Regions from separate parts of the Homo sapiens genome. Here region 2 is linked to region 1. Evidence: read pairs that join two places in POLR2A ChIA-PET (ENCODE). Cell type or tissue: Panc1. All regions are shown on one strand. Links, peaks and the distances in the headings refer to the core of each region. The heading gives the core; the rest is flanking DNA.

Region 1 (4,397 bases), core at 144-4,143:
ACTAATGTAAAGACAGACGATTCCAAACTGCTGACTGGAAAAATATAAATCTAGCTATATTTTCCGATAAATTGTATATTTAGCATTTTAAGATGAAAACAAAACTTTCAACAAGTACAAAGAAAATCAAGTTTTGAAAAATTCATGGTTTCCAAAGCAAATTTGTGAGGCCATTTCAGGGAGCAATAGGCTCAGCATAGATGTTTCTTTCACAGCCCAGTTTAGTTGCCTAGGACCCAGGTTCAGAAGCAGTTGATATTCTGTTTTTGGCCAGGAAGGGATGGCCGAGAACATTCCCAAGAGCAGTGAAGGGCCTGTGTTTGGCACCAGACTATTAGACAGGTGGTTCCTTAGCCTTCTGATTCTGGGCTGGTCAGTCAGTCATGGTCTCCAGTCACTTTGGACTGGGGGTCACCTCTCCCTCACCTTCTACAGGAGTAATAGGTGCTTCTAGCAACTCTTGGGTAGGGTAGAGTTGGGATGATGTGGGTTGTGAAACCAGGCTGATAGAGCCAATTTACTTACACTGGACTGCATGGACCCTACAGGTCCGGAGTGAGAGGTCACTTGCTGGACGGAAATCCATAATATTGTTCAATTGAAACAAGGGCTACTGCAGCAACTTCTCCCCCAGAGCAACTACCACCACCACCCTTGTCTCTTTTACCCACTTCAGAGAGACAGACAGAAGCTTTCCAAAAGAGGACAGAGTAGCCAGGGATGCTAAATGAGTGGGAGGTAGTCATAGTCTCACCTGAGATCCTCCTCTGTTGTTTGTGAGTATTGATAAGGCTTGAATTCAGTTCCACATTGACCTGAACATGCCCCAGTCTGTAGAAACCACAGTTCTGAAGTCCTGAGGGATCCTCTTCTACAGGTAAGCAAGGCTTCCACACATAAAGAAGAGAATACACCTTTTCCCACCCCAGGAAGCCTTGGACTGCACTGCTTACCCTCCTCGCAGAAGAAAGGAGAGGGCTTCTTTTGGTGGTGGCCTTTTTATTTTTCTAGCAACAGCACAGGACATAGCCTTTCTCTTAATGTCAGGTCACGGTCTTCCTCCTTCTCACACCAGTGCTGGTGGTTTTTGGGGCCCTGGAATCACAGTGTGGCCAGGGCCTTCTATCTATGGACCATCCACTGAGCTCCCAGTTGCTCACGTTGATCTTGCCACAATTTTTCTTTCTACAGTTTGTTGTCATGTGTCTAGAGAGCAATTTTTCCATCTTTGTAAATGTCAGACTGTTGCTGCTTCCTCTTTTTGTTTTTAGCTATTTGGTTGCTCCAGAAACTCCAGCTGGGGGTTGGCAGAAGAAATAAAACAAGGAAGCCAGAGCCATGAGCAGCTCTGAATAAATAGCGGCTGAAGTGGCAAGGACAATGAAAATAACAGATAATCCCCAACTCTCTTTTGATGATACAATTGGAGTTCTCCTCTGGTAGATAATTCATCAGAGCTGTTCATGGCTATGCTCGAGCCGCAAGGCGGGGCTGGGAGCCAGCGGCAGCGTGGATGCTGGGAGCTTCAGGGTCAGGTTCCAGCAGGGCCTCTGAGGACTGCTGCAGACACAGCTGAGGCAGCCCGGCTCCAGGCTCGCTGGAGGGGCTGTGTCTGGGGAGATGCTTCTCTATAAAAAGCTTAGAGGTCAGTGTGGAGCTTCCTATTCTTTCCTCTGGCCGTGCTTAGATTTAGAACAATACTAGTGTGGAAAGTGCAGCTGCTCTAAAGCCAGTAGTGTTGACGTGGTTGGGAGCCTAGACCCCTAACCCCACAGTCTGGGCTCAAGCCTTGCTTAATCACCACTTGACTTTGGCTCTGTGACCTCTGGTTTCCTCACCTGTAAAATGAGGATTTTACGGGGTTGCTGTCCGGGGGTAGATGAGGCAACATATGCCAAGTGCTTAGCAAATGATAAGTGTTCAGTCAGTGGTACCTTTCTTCTTAGTATTATTTGTCATTGTCACCACCATCATCTCAGCCCAGTGCAGGTGAGCTGGGAAGGTAGGCCTCATATAGTCCTGAACACGCTCCCCCACAGGGGGCCTCTCAGAGCCTCTGAGCTCCTCACAAAGCCAAGGCACGCTCTTTCTGGAGTTTGGTAGCATTTAATAGGAAGGTATTGCCTAGGTGGTTGCTTCCTCTTGAGTGTCGCCATTGGAGCAGGATCCCCAGAGACTCATTGCAATTAACTGCTTCTGGTGGTTGAAGCAGTTTTGAGAGCAGTGCGTGCCCACAGAGGCGGATTTCAACACGCTGAGTCATACTGCAGGGTCTGCCGGCAGAGCTGGTCACAAGGCAGGAGGCAGGCAGCATTCGGGAAGATGGATAGACATGGGGTGAGGTAGATTTTTTAAGGACATTTCAGTGAATATCTGTTCAATGTGTCTGGATAAAGGAAGGGTGGACATTAACGTTTTTTCAACACTTACTCTGTACATGGCCCCTACAGTTGGGCTTCGATTTCGTTGAATTTCCTCCAAACTAGCCAGTGGAGACCCCTCCTCCTAAACAGCCCCAAACACCCTCCTGAGTGGGTCCTTAGGAGAGGTCTGTGACTCCCAGCAGAGGGTGGGAGGTGCTGTGGAAGGCAAAGCCACTTTCGTGGGCCTGGATTGGGGAACAATCCTCCCTCTGCTCCCACAAACACTAGCTAGGTGGATTTATGCGAACAGGAGTGAGGAACATTTATTTCTGTCTGAGGTTGAGTAAGGTGTCACAAAAGGCAGTGACTTTATTTATTATCTCACTATGGGATGAGAATCTGCTTTCCACAGTTGCTATGGATATTTCGTTGTTTCTGTTGATACCACCATCTATTTGGGCCTAAGATTTGAGGGTGCCTCTGAAAAAGGTTTCTTTGTTATCTCTGTGCTTGCTCTGTTTTTAAAATCTCGGAAGAGTGAGGTTAAAGTGAATTTTTTTTTTTCATGCAAGTATTCCAGTGATCCCTCAAGAATTATTGGAAAATAAAAAGCAACTTTGCAGCTAGCAAATTTCCCAAGGTTAGCAAGCAAGCAAGTAAAAATAAAGACAATTTGTTTTTATTTTGTTTTTATTCTTTTCTTTTTTTCAGACCTTATCCCCCATGCGGAGATACATTATTATTATTATTATTGTTATTTTGAGACACAGTCTTACTCAGTTGCCCCGGCTGGAGTACCGTGGTACGATCTCGGCTCACTGCAACCTCCACCTCCTGGGTTCAAGCAATTCTCCTGCCTCAGCTTCCCAAGTAGCTGGGATTACAGGCATGTGCCACCACGCCCAGCTAATTTTTGTATTTTTAGTAGAGACAGGGTTTTGCCATGTTGACCAGGCTGGTCTTGAACTCCCGATCTCAGGCGACCTGCCTGCCTTGGCCTCCCAAAGTGCTGGGATTATAGGCATGAGCTACCGTGCCTGGCCTGGCGTAGATATATTTTTAATCTGTATTTTTCCTGATTTGAGGTTGGCTTTCTATTTTATTTCTGGAGTAAACACCCTTGACATTTATTTAAAGAATGAGACAGTTTTTTTTAAAGGATCCAAATGGACGTATATGCGCCCTCAGATAGATTGACATTGGTCTGCATTATTGATAAGTAACCAGGAAATGCTGTTTGGGAACATTTGTTTTCTTCATCAGCAAGAATTTTTTGAGCCTTTATTGGCTGTGATATGTCATAGGGTATTCCTGATTGTTCTGTTTGTTTTGATATTATTGTAACCTTGGGCAAATATCTACCATTCTAAGGAAATGGAAGGTGAGAAGGGGTACTCAGGGGCCATTTGGGCTATGCCTCTGCTTCTTTTACAGCTGCTTTCTATTGATGAGAGGCACGAGATTCCAGAATTTTTTTTTTTTTTTTTTTTTGAGACAGGGTCTCCCTCTGTCACCTAGGCTGGAATGCAGTGGCAGAAACTCGGCTCACTGCAACCTCTGCCTCCCAGGCTCAAGCAATCCTCCCACCTCAGCCTCACACGTAGCTGGGACTACAGACATAGGCCACCATACCTGGCTAATTTTTGTATTTTTTGGGTAGAGATGGGGTTTCACCATGTTGCCCAGGCTGGTCTCGAACTCCTGGGCTCAAGCTATCCACCAGTCTCGACTTCCCACAATGCTGGGATTATAGGTGTGAACCACCACGCCCAGCCCTGAGATTCCAGAATTTCTTTTGTTCCTTTCACTATTTATCATCCTTCCCTTATTTTTCTTACCACTTCTGAATATAAATTCAATGTCCACTCTTTTTTGGAAGAGAGAAACAGTTTTCTCCCCAGGGAATAAATAATATCCCTCTACAAGGCTAAGATTGTTTTAGGGTGCTCCCTCAGACTCCTCTTTTCTTGGCTGAGTGATTCCCTTTTTCAAATATTTAGGGCATATTTACTCTCTGCCTGGAGCTCCTGTTTG
Region 2 (4,397 bases), core at 267-4,266, 300 kb after region 1:
GTTGGTGTTTATGTGTGGCCCAAGACAATTCTTCCAATGTGGCCCAGGGAAGCCAAAAGACTGGAAATGCCTATTCTACATTAACACTTATATTGTGCAGAAATACAAAACAACTAGGAATTCAAGTAAGACAGTCATGCAAATTCATTGTTTAGAGAAACCAAGATAATAAAGGAGTCAAATTATTTTAATTATGCAAGACACTGGCAAATTAGATTTCTGACCAGTTATATGTATATACCCCCTTCATCCCCTAAGACTACATGGAATTATCATTTTTGATCACACTGACTTCAACAGGAGTAAGCAGGTCACATTCTATGTTCTCAAATACAACAAAGAATCACGAAGTTGTCATTACACTCATTCAAAATTAAAATGCATACCCTTGTAATCATATTTTGTGACTATTTTCTAACAACTATTTCCATTTCTAAATGAATACATCTAAACTACACATAATTTCAAATTCAATTCCATTTTGATTTCATAAAGTAAAATGCCAGCATCAAAAATTTGCTTTGCCTATGAAAAGCACTAACAATTCATATAAAGTACTTGATCACCAGAAGCACATTAACACAGTTAGCTATTAATCATGAAAAAAGAGGATGATTATAAGTTTAATAGGAAAAAATGTATACTGAAATATTTACTGTTAAAAACATTAGAAGTCTGAGACGCGATATCACAAGTCCCCCCAAGTTCTGAAATCTGCATAGCTTGATCCAACAAGTTCTTACCCTGTCAGAATGGCCGGTGGCTGACGCCAGAAGTTTTCCCTTCCTCCAGTCCCAAATGCAGACTGTGTTTTTGGCATCCAACCCCACAGAGGCTAAACGCTAAGAATAAGAACAATAATTTAGTACCTAAAAGTGATGGGAAGACTTACTGACACGTTAAGAAATAGTTACTATTTACTATGGGTTAGGCATTGAATTTCTTATAACAAACCGATTTCTCAAAACCCATCTTAAACCCCAAACTAAAAATAACACAATAGATGATGACTTCCATTAGTATATGCTGAAATTTCAAGAACCTAAGAGCTACAGCTCCTTTATCCTTTTTAAGTGTAAGAAACATACATATAAACTCTCAGGAGATCTCTGAAACGTCAATAGAAACTACAGAAACAGAACTTGATAGCAGCATTTGGAATTTTTAACTTAAAATTTTTAGGTAAAATCTTAATGTGAGATTTAATAGAACCCAGAATTCTATAGTCTAAAAGCTTCCAACTGCTAAAATTTAAGGGTTTGACGAATAGAATAAATGAACATTAATTTTTAGTTTTCTATAATTTCACAAACATTTAAGGTGACTACAAGATAATATAATCTAAGTAGAAGTAATCTGGTACTTCACCTCCCAGCCTAAATTCCCTGGGTTCAGGTCAGAACCTGTCCTTAAAGTAAGAATAAAATGCAACCCACATGATTATATACAAAACCAAAAGTGTGAAAAACAGGCAACAGTCATACCAAAATCAGAGTTTCTTGCAGGATATCACTTATAAGGAGAAAGTATTATGTAAGAAATCTGAACTATAAGTAGATTTGGCTTTTCTTTTTGCTTTTAAGTAGCCAGACATAACACCTTGCAAAATTAACCTCCTTAAATCTCACTTTTCTCATTTGTACAATGGGTATAAAAAATAATCATTCCTTCTGCATTATTGGATTGTTGTATGGGTCAAGTGAAGTATGTAAATTAAAGGGGTTTTAAAAATATGGTATTCCCCAAGTGTAAGAGTGTGTGAGTACTGAGTACATTCGAGAGTGTGTCTGTGTATATGCACACTCACAGTGTGGATGAAACAGACAGCCACATATGGTTAAATGTATACATGTGCTGTTATGCAGGGATTCTTCAGCTTTCTTCACTAAAGATGGCTTCCATTAGGAATTTTTAATATAACACACATCGTTGAGGGTTTTTTAATGTGTCCTTAAGAAATTTCTTTGCTATAATTTTTTAACTGAGGGTTTCAGCAATGGAAACAAGATGTGGTTGTATTTTTATTCATAAGAAAATCTGAATGGGTGAATTCCATTCAGCTTATTCAAGAGAAAAAAAGCAGTGAACACAAATAGGGGCACTGAAGTAAAACCCACATTTCCTGATGGAGAAAAAGCTGAAAGAAACCTATTTTGTTCATCTGTAGTGACAGTTCCCATAGCTACCTGAAAAGCATTTTTATTGCCTTTTGTCTATTGTGAGGTGATGGACCATTTGTCATTTCTAAATATCATTCGATTCCAGTGAACTCTGTCCAGGGAGTAAGGAGGACCTGAAGAAATAGCCATCAACAAGCCAGGAAATCCACCATGGCTAACATACAAGAGGTTATTTCTCTCACCTGACAGTTAAGTACCATGCAATCCACCCCCACCCACCATCCTTCAAAATGAAACCTAAAGGAGAATAGCTAGGATTCTAACATAAATTAACATGGACAAAAATGAAGTTAAAGCTGGATTTTTAAAGCTGGATTTTCCTCTGCTGCATTACATTTTCTTGTGACACTTCAGAACAAATTGATAAAGAATGCTTGCTTGAATAACAAAATCCGATTAGAGAAGGTGCATACCAGTACAGACATAAGCATACATTTATACTTGTACATGTGTATGGATTCTGATTCACTTCAGTTTATTCAGGAAGTCAATATAACTGCAAGCCTGAACAAATACTAGCATCCAGCTATTATCTCTTTATGTAGCCATAAAAGGGAATGCATGCATTAAACTGACTAACTGGATGAGATTACAAAGGAGTAAAATAAAGAACATATATTCCAGGGGTCTACATATGTAATAAATCTAGTTCTAGAAAGAAAAATGACTAGTGATCGATGCTCTCTTAAAATAGCAGAAAACAGCAAGTAAATGCTAATTGTTTTTCAAAAGTGACTCAACCCAGGTCAACTCCTATAATCCACTGAATTTCCCACAGACTTTCAGTTAAGCCTCTATGAATAATTTCACAGATCTTTGCATGGCACCAACTTACAGAATTAACTCTGAAACTTGTCAAAAATTAGATTGAAGGAATTAACAGGCAGAAACACGCAGGGTGAGAGAGACAGAGGAAGGGTGGCACAGGAAACGGAGGCGGTTGGGGAGATGAGGAGAAGAGGCCCCGCCTTAGGGAGGAGATGAATGCAGCCGGAGCCAGGAATGACCCCTCCGTTTTTACTTTCTTTTCTAGAACGTATCAACCTATCTTTTCTGCCCAGTGTTGCTGTAAGTCAAAGGAAGAAGAGAAAATGTTGTTGGGAGGGATTGGCAAGGCTTTGTGAAAACCTTTGGAGACTGAATCACTTCAATGGGCAAAAGGGTGAGCAGGACACTTCAGGTGGACAGGACAGACTGAGGCAGGGCCCAGAGGTACAAACATGCAAGGTCTGCTATAGGAGTCTTGCAGATTTGTCCAATTCGACTATGAGGGCACAACGGATAAAAGTCTAGAAAAGTTGGCTAAAATAGAATGCCCACCTACAAAGTGTGGACTTTATTCATTGAGTACTCCAAGCTCTTATTGGTTTTAAACAATGCTTTCACACCGTTTTCAGTTGATGAAATGCATTAGCAAGAAATTGCCTGTGAGGAGACTAAGAGATTCAACTAAGTCAGACATGACACTGACTTATTAGCACTTAAAGGACAGTGGCAGGAAGAATGGAAAGGAGAGGATGTCAGTTACTGTAAAGAAACATGAATACCCAGGAATTGATGATAGACTGAATTGGGAGAGGACAGGTAGAAGCAGCTAAAAGTGACATCAAGGGGTAAAGAGTCAAGGATAATCTTCTCAGTGGATTATTAGGAGGTGATGTCATCTTTTGAAAGCAAGAGGTACTACAGACATGCTCAGGGCTTGACGTCTATGAATAAGGCTTGGTCTAGCCCTTACTCCAAATAGGAAGCTAACAACAGACAACAAAGTAGAATTACTGGGCTATGGTGAACCTGATCACCATGAATTCATGACTTCTTTTATGGATGCTTTTTAACCAGATGGTGGGACTAGGGGAACAAAAACCAAGGCCTGTCCAGAGTTTGGTGTTAGTGCCATAGCTTTAAAGGGGAAAAAACAGGTGAAAAATTCTAGGAGGCTGTGCCAGAAGAACCAGCAAGGGTTGATGGACTTTGAATCTACTGGCTATTCCTATTATAGTTTTAAGTGAGTTGTGAGAAGTCATTAAATAAAACAACTAAAAAAAGATACACACCTGTCCATCTGAGTCAAAAGCCAGGCAGGCAACTCCATGTGTATGGACATCTTTAAGAAGAGACACAGTCTGGACATTATAGGAATCCCATATGCATATATATGGCTCCTTCCCGACTTGGCCAGTTGCAACGAGAGTTTTGTCTGGGTGTAAGGCAAGG

What was found. Peaks named below come from ENCODE experiments on the same cell type or tissue, not always from the same donor. Only the 100,000 strongest peaks of a DNase experiment are listed, where the experiment ranks them.
Region 2: POLR2A ChIA-PET joins it to region 1 with 6 read pairs; 2 of 35 experiments call an interaction of 5 or more read pairs at or near these places.

The regions. Positions count from the first base shown.
Region 1 is chr2:55,109,768-55,114,164 of GRCh38, reverse strand. It overlaps a transcript of RTN4 not described here. Among named protein-coding and RNA genes, the nearest start is that of RTN4, 62 kb to the right of the region's middle. In Panc1, for the core only: no CTCF peak of the experiment used is centred there; a DNase peak (open chromatin) is centred at 2,222; H3K27ac peaks cover 3,193 bases.
Region 2 is chr2:54,813,232-54,817,628 of GRCh38, reverse strand. It overlaps EML6 (EMAP like 6), which reads right to left. Exons shown (of 42, transcript NM_001039753.4): 3 at 4,238-4,397; 4 at 744-842. Among named protein-coding and RNA genes, the nearest start is that of EML6-AS1, 64 kb to the right of the region's middle. In Panc1, for the core only: no CTCF peak of the experiment used is centred there; no DNase peak of the experiment used is centred there.